Regions from separate parts of the Homo sapiens genome. Here region 2 is linked to region 1. A link is a contact called in ENCODE Hi-C or POLR2A ChIA-PET data. All regions are on one chromosome and are shown on one strand. The core of a region is the stretch at or near the end of the contact, and the rest is flanking DNA. Distances in the headings are between cores, read along the strand shown.

What was found. Hi-C counts contacts between places; a loop is a spot of excess contacts on that map. ChIA-PET counts read pairs that join two places held with the same protein, here RNA polymerase II (POLR2A). Pooled maps may share reads with other maps.
Region 2: a loop to region 1 is called in a map of CD8-positive, alpha-beta T cell, with 31 times the contacts of the local background. The contact joins the promoter of CHCHD5 here to the promoter of TMEM87B in region 1. A Hi-C loop is called at or near these places in 23 of 168 maps with a recorded cell type or tissue (A673, B cell, CD14-positive monocyte and 17 more), 25 of 37 single-sample maps with no recorded cell type and 34 of 50 pooled maps. POLR2A ChIA-PET finds 5 or more read pairs at or near these places in 8 of 52 experiments (B cell, CD4-positive, alpha-beta T cell, CD4-positive, alpha-beta memory T cell and 5 more).

Annotation. Positions count from the first base shown.
Region 1 is chr2:112,053,136-112,056,964 of GRCh38, forward strand. TMEM87B (transmembrane protein 87B) reads left to right here and starts at 2,134. Exons shown (of 19, transcript NM_032824.3): 1 at 2,134-2,621. The coding sequence starts at 2,457. RefSeq lists silencers at 1,126-1,175, 1,376-2,105 and enhancers at 2,836-2,905, 2,936-3,275.
Region 2 is chr2:112,582,857-112,586,685 of GRCh38, forward strand. CHCHD5 (coiled-coil-helix-coiled-coil-helix domain containing 5) reads left to right here and starts at 1,753. Exons shown (of 4, transcript NM_032309.4): 1 at 1,753-1,793; 2 at 3,118-3,258; 3 at 3,344-3,509. The coding sequence starts at 1,792. LOC101927330 (a long non-coding RNA gene) reads right to left here and starts at 2,416. Exons shown (of 2, transcript XR_923204.3): 1 at 2,281-2,416; 2 at 131-1,657. RefSeq lists enhancers at 962-2,161, 1,428-2,179, 1,477-1,646.

The DNA.
Region 1 (3,829 bases), core at 884-3,383:
TCTACTAAAAAATATAAAAAAATTAGCCTGGCGTGGTGGCTGGCGCCTGTAATCCCAGCTACTCAGGAGGCTGAGGCAGGAGAATGGCGTGAACCAGGAAAGCGGAGCTTGCAGTGAGCCGAGTTCGCGCCAGTGCACTCCAGCCTGGGCGACAGAGCGCGACTCAGTCTCAAAAACAAAACAAAACAAAAAATCATTGCCTCTCCAGTGTTCTTAACTAAAGGTGCCATCTGCCTAACTTAATTTAGGAATGCCTGTATGTTTTGGTACTGTTTAAATATTCCCAGCTTTGCCACTCTCCGTCTCACACCAACATCCAGTCATCTGGAAGATCTTTCCATTCCTCCAGTTCTCTCGTAACTAAAACGATTTCAGACTTACCCCTCACTCCCACAGGTAACTCGCCCTTAACTCTTCTTGTAGAACTTAAATTTCATGTATTGTTCTCTCCTTCTGTCCCTCACTTACTTCCTAAATCTCTGGTGGATGTTCCCCTGTGGTCCTGTTACAGTTATTCTGACCTAAACAGAACTGATCACGTTGCTTACTGGGAAGATGCACATGCAATCTCTAGTGTATAGTAGGTCCTCAATAATTACTGGTGACTGGTAAAGCAGCCAAGGCCTTTGGACTATAAATCGATCTTATTCTACGTTAATAACAATATTAGCACAGGATTCTATTCCCTTGCTGGATATTATTTACATTTGATAATGAATGAACTAATTCTCTTTGACAGCAAAACATGTATTCAGCTTACAGCCGAAAATGCAAGGGAAGGTACACAATAAGACGGATCCAAGCCCTGACCCCTCTGAGCTTTAAGCCAGTCAAGTAACTACTTGTTCTGAAAAGTATTAACTGTCCTATTAACGTTAACCTTCACAACACAATGCCTTGTGTTCAACTGGCCTTGGCCTCAAAGCACTTTCCTGGCACATTCCCTGAATTTAAAGAACGGTTTCCATACAGCTGAGAGGGTCGAGGCAGGGGTAAGTGTAGAAGACGCAAGAAATGGAGACACCCTGGGAACAGAACTCTAGACTGCACTCCAACCGTAGCACTTACTAGGCATTCGACTCCAGGACCTTGACACTCGCGCTCGCTGGCGGCGAGCCCCGCCTCCCCACTGCGCCTCATCTCCCAGACAGGCCCCGCCTCCCCACTCAGGCCCCGCCTCCCCACTCAGGCCCGTCTCCTCACTCAGGCCACGCCTCCCCGCCCAGTCCCGTCTCCGTACTAGGGCTTGCTCCAAGCCCTGCTTCCTCGCCCAACCTGGCCTCCCCACTACGGCCTAACCCCAAGCCCTTCTCGTCCAGCCCCGTCTCCACACTACTGCCTGGTCCTCAACTCCGCCTCCCCACTCCGACCCCATCTCCCTGACCAGCCCCGCCTTTACGCTCAGGCTCCGCCTCCCCGCCGGGTCTTGCCTCCAAATCCCGGCCCCGCCTCCACGCGGCCCCGCCTCCACGCGGCCCCGCCTCCACGCTCGGCCTGGCCCCAAGCTCTTCCTTCCTGGGGCACTCTGTCTCCGCACTCCGGCCTGGTCCCGAGCCCCGCCCCGCCTCCACACGGCCCCGCCACCACACGGCCCCGCCTCCACGCGGCCCCGCCTCCACGCTCGGCCTGGCCCCAAGCTCTTCCTTCCTGGGGCACTCTGTCTCCGCACTCCGGCCTGGTCCCGAGCCCCGCCCCGCCTCCACACGGCCCCGCCTCCACACGGCCCCGCCTCCACACGGCCCCGCCTCCACACGGCCCCGCCTCCACACGGCCCCGCCTCCACACGGCCCCGCCTCCACACGGCCCCGCCTCCACACGGCCCCGCCTCCACACGGCCCCGCCTCCACACGGCCCCGCCTCCACGCTCGGCCTGGCCCCAAGCTCTTCCTTCCTGGGGCACCCTGCCTCCGCACTCCGCCCTGGTCCCGAGCCCCGCCCCGCCTCCACAGTCCCGAGCCCGCCTCCAACCCTGCCCTGTCCCCACACCCAGCTTGGCCCCGAGCCACGCCTCCCACCCCGCCCCCACACTCCCGAGCCCCGCCTCGTCTCCACACTCCGGCGGCGCCTCCCTACCCGGCCCCGCCTCCGCGCTCGGGCTGCCAGCCCTCCCTTGCACGTTCCGGCTCCTCTTCTATCTTCACGCCCACGCTAGGCCCTGAGCCCAGCCTCCACGTCTCGCCGCCAACTCCACATCCTGGCTCCTATCTCTGCCTTCCAGGCATCTCCCAGCTGCACGCTCGGGCCCGGCTCAGAGCCCTAAGCCCTGCCTCCCGGTCCTGGCCGGGTTTCCCAGAACTGCACGGCGCCTCTCCGCCCAGGCCCAAGCGCGAGCCCCTCCTCCACACCCGAGTCCGAGCCCCGCGTCCCGGATTCGGACCCGCCTGCCTGGGGCGGTGCTGCACCAGGTGCGGGTGTGGCAGGCGTCTCGGAGCGCCAGGTGCAGCTTCCTGGTCAAGATGGTCGCCGCCTGCCGCTCGGTAGCCGGGCTCCTGCCACGCCGCCGCCGCTGCTTTCCCGCCCGGGCCCCGCTGCTGCGCGTCGCCCTCTGCCTCCTGTGCTGGACCCCGGCGGCTGTGCGCGCGGTCCCTGAGCTCGGGCTCTGGTTAGAGACAGTCAACGACGTAAGTGGAGTGTCGGGACCCAGGCGTGGCACGTCTCGGGCCGTCAGGGCCGTCGTGCGGCTTCGCTTGACCCCGGGCTTGTTCACCCTGCCTCTGCCGGGTCAGCACCGGGTCCCCTGATACCCTCCCTGAGCCTTTTGTCTGTTACAGCCGGGGAGCGGGGAGCGGCCCCTCCTCCGGCCCGACCTGGGCTGCAGGCAAGAGCCGTCAGGATTGCGCATGGGACGGCCCTCGGGTCCGAGCGCTCGGACTGTTACTGAGGGTCACCATGCCCGACGCCGTGGCCCTCATTCTGCTCTGACATGTTTTGGCTGGATCAGGAATCTCTCGGCACATCTAGCAGCATCTTTGGGATTCGACTCTTCCTGTCCGGATGCAGCCACAGTGGGCCACACCCCTGAGGCCGCAGGGAGGACTTGCCAGCGCTTCAGTTTCTGCATAAACTTAGAAAGCGGGTCTGCCGCTTCCTTAAAAAAAAAAAAGAAAGAAAAAATTTAAATGAGGGGGAAACGTGCAGTAGTCACCCTACCTCTATTTCTCTCTTCTTGAGTTCCTGAATTTCTCTACAGTTCCTGTCACAGTTCCGGGAGAGAGAGTGTGTGTGTAGGTGGGGCGGGACTTGTGATTAGGGAGTGCTTGAAAGGCGAATCTGGAGGCATGAGTGGGTGGAAACTCTTCTTTCCAAGGCAGGCTATTAGAAAACTTGGCGTCTGGTAATTAGAGGAGATGATGTGGGAGAGATGCAGGGGCAGAATTATGGAAAGTCTTGCAAAAGAGAGACAGGAAGTCTGGAAGAGGCATTATCTCCGGCTTCTCTGGGGTCAGATGACTCATCCAGCACTGTTTGGGATGGGTATTTTCCACATGCATGAAATAATGTCCAGGTTCTAAAGATGAGACTTATATTTTGATTTCCTTAACCAGAAAAAGAAAGTAGTTCCAAAGACTACAAATACTTCCCACAACACAAAAGCTACTCAGAGGAACACGCTGGGTATCTTTCTGGATCTTTTAAGACCTAGTGCAGCCATTTCCTCCAGGATTGGATTCTTCTGGGTTGGTGACCTAATTTGTGTGCCAGTTATAGTCTGCACATCTCCATTATTTAATTTCCTGAACGGGAAAAAGTAGAACTCAGTGAACTACTCTCATGGCTTCCTGCTGCTACGATAGTGAATAGTCAATATAACTATATTGGAAGTGAATCA
Region 2 (3,829 bases), core at 503-3,002, 530 kb after region 1:
CCTAAAATGTACAAAACCAAACTGTAATTCTACTGTCTCAGGCACACTTTCTCAGGACCTCTTGAGCCTGTGTTCCCCAGGCCATGGTCACTCATATTGGCTCAAAATAAATCTCTTTAAAACATTTCAGTTTGGTTTTTCTGTTAACAGGTGGTTAATTTTTCCTAGTTCTTTAATGAGATCCCTAGAAACCGGGTTTAAGACAATTGATTTTTTTTTTTTGCTTTCTCGGTCAGATAATTTCAGAAACTCCCTCCCTGTGCACCTGTGGGCATTCCCACTTCCACACACCAACAAGACAAGGTTAGACAGATCTTCTAAGGCAGCTTCTAAGGCCTTTCAGCATGTCAAAATGCATCTTTGGGGTATCCGTTTCTGAGTACCAACAAGGGAACGGAATGGGTTAAGATTTCATTCTCTCAGTAGAGGAAAATCTAGGGATTCATTCTACATTTGAAGCCAAAAACAGTTATCTGACTCCTTCCAGAGCCTTTAAATGTTGATCCCTTCCCCTCTTCTCCCATCAAACATACACTTGGAAGTTTAAGAAGAATGGAGGGATCTCAAGGTGTAAAGTTTTCTTTCTGTGCGATGACCAGTGCTGGTCCTCGGATGTCAACTGCCAACCAGGGTAGCTCATGGTTACAACCTCCCGTACAGCTCTCACTTATCCAGAACTACTGAGGCTCCAAGCTCAGTATCAAACTGTTCACTTGCACTATGTCCTCTATGATGTCACTGTCATCATCATTTTACAGACACACTGCGACTCCAAGTGGTCGTTACTAGTTCACAATCAAGTAGCTCTCGTTCATCTTCTCGTTCATCTTCAACTCTATGATTAACTGCAAAATGTTCTGCTCATTTTGACTAGAGTCTTGAAAGATCTGCAAACGAAACGGCAGGACTGATGCTCAGTTCTCTGACCAGGGGATATCCAGTCTCTTATGTGGGGAAACTCACGCCCAGGTCTAACCTCACACTTTTAAGACAGATGAGAAGGAAGGGGGAAATGTTGCTACATTAGGAGGAATTAATTACAAAGAGAGGAAGTAACTAGCTTGATAGTCTCATGGAGTCAGGATTAAACGCCATGTCTGTCCTGGCGTACGCTAAGGGATGGGGAAACGTCTGGGTCCCAGGCTGGGTAAATGGCAGGCCCAAGCCGAATTAGTTCGGCTCTTGGTTTGACTCCCTCTTCCCTCCTGTTCCAAGCGCTCGCATGAACCTGGGTGCCAGGGGGATTATCAGCGTCTGCGCAAGGCCGATGGTGGCAGCGCGGCGTTAGGAATCAGGCCCCCTATCCCTGAGCCCAACAGCCTACCGCTACAGCACCCAACGAAAATGGGAACAACATGTTGAGACGCTGCAGCAACAGCAGGCGCTTCCCACCAGCTACAGTCGGAGATTTGGAGCGCTTGTGTCTGAGGCTCAATCCCGTCAGGTGCCGCGCAACTCAGCGGCGCATTCTCTTTGGACCCGAGGCACCACCATACTTTCCATTGCTTACTTCCGTTAAACCCCGAGCGCTGCCATGGCAAGCCGGAAATAGGGATGAAGCAATTTAGCCAGAAGAGGGCGGAAGTGGCTACTCAGGGCGCCGCCATGACGAGCCGGGCCGGAAGAAGAGGTAGGGCGCCGCCGTGACAGATTAGTCCTAAAGGGAACGGGGTTGTTAGTTCAATTGGCTACCGGAAAAAACCAGGCTGGGCTGGGCGCCGCCATGACAACCGATACCGGAAAAGGCGGGTCGTTCCCCCCGGACAGCCCTACGCCGGCAAAGGTCTCGAGATGTGAGTAGTGAGAGCGCCTACCCCATACGTGCTGCCGCTCCCCTTCTTTTACCCAGTGATCTAGACCTAGTCTAGGACCTCGGGAACTAGGACCAGCCTCCCTCCTTCTTGGAGATCTGACCCTCAGGATTCAGCGCCTTCGCTCACGAGCTCCAACCCTCCGCATGCCCAAGCCCCGCCCTCTAAGCGTTTAGGCCTCGCCCCCTCTCGCGCTGCTTAGGACTTCGGTCCAGTCACTCTTCACCCAATCTCTGCCCCCAGTACCCCAGGTCCGGCCTTCACACTGAAATCCTAAGACTACAGACTTATTTAGGGACCTCTATGACTCCTACACCCATCCTCAGAGCTCCAGGTTCCTCCCCCTTGATCACCAAACTTTACCTTTTGAACCTTCCAGATCTGCCTGGGACCCCAGTCCTCACCTATAGGGTCCACAGACTTGTTCCTAGACCACTCTGACCTTGCCCAGGATTCCCAGAGCACCAACCTCATCCAGGGCTTCCAGACTTCACGCCCCTGGGACCTTGAGTCCCGCACCAGGGCCTTAGGTTTCATCTTGAAGACTCTTTGGCTAAGACACTCTTCCCCAGGACCTGAGACCCCACCTCTTGGAGCTCTAAACCTCACTTTTAGAACCCCCAAACCCATTAAGGGCTCTCAAGCTCTCCCTGGAATTCTAGATCTTTCTTCTAAGGCCCCAAGTCTTCTGTGCATGATCCCCAGGCCTACTGGGGGATGCCTGGATTTCAAGGCCTGTCTTCTAGGACCCTGAAGGCCTACCTTACATTAATCAGACTTTGTTTTAGAACCTCCACTCTCTCCCCAGAAGCTCCCCTCCTGCTTTACAAGCCCCAGGGCTGGGCCTCACCTCTCCACTTCTTTGGCACCATCTCAGGATCCTTCAGATTCCCACATCTGCCCTGAACTCCTAGTCCTACTTCAGACCCAGACCAGAACTCCCTTTCTTTGCGGAGCACCATAGCTTATGCCTGTAATCCTAGCACTTTGGGAGGTCTAAGCAGGGGGATCGCTTGAGCCCAGGGGTTCAATACCAGCCTCGGCAACATAGCAAGACCCTGTCTCTACAAAACATAAAAAATTAGCTGGGCATGGTGGCTCATGCCTGTGGTCCCAGCTACTTAGGAGGTTGGGGCAGGAAGATCACTTGAATCCAGGAGTTGGTGGCTACAGTGAGCTATGATCGTGCCACTGCACTCCAGCCTGGGCCACAGTGAGACCCTGTCTCTAAAAAATAAAAAAAAAAAAAAGAATTCCCTTGCTTGCCTACTGCCTGGAATGATCCTCAGCCCATCCTGTCCCACAGGCAGGCGGCCCTAGAGGTCACCGCTCGCTACTGTGGCCGGGAGCTGGAGCAGTATGGCCAGTGTGTGGCGGCCAAGCCGGAATCCTGGCAGCGGGACTGTCACTACCTTAAGATGAGCATTGCCCAGTGCACATCCTCCCAGTGAGTGCGGGCAAGTATGAGACAGTGTGGGGGGTGGGCAGTGGGGTGGGAATCTCCCAGGGGCTGAACTGCCCTACCCCCACAGCCCAATCATCCGCCAGATCCGCCAGGCCTGTGCTCAGCCTTTTGAGGCCTTCGAGGAGTGTCTTCGACAGAACGAGGCAGCTGTGGGCAACTGTGCAGAGCATATGCGCCGCTTCCTGCAGTGCGCTGAGCAGGTGCAGCCGCCACGCTCACCTGCAACTGTGGAGGTAAGAGGGGCTCACCTCAGTTCATCTCTTTTCTCCATAACATCCCCTTCATCCTTCTGGTTGTTCAGGGTAAAGACTTTGGAGTCATCCTCAGCCCCACCCCATCACCACACAGGCCTTTGCCATGCATCCAGAATCCAGAACATCATCACTTCTTGCCCCATATAGCCCCTGCTTTAATCCACCACCACCCTCACCCTCCACCTCCAGGATACCTGCCCCAGCCTTCTCCCTGGTCTCCCTTCCTCCCTCTTTTCTTGCCTCCATAAAGCGGCCTGGGTGAGCATGTAAGGACTGAAATCTGGTCTCATCACACCTAT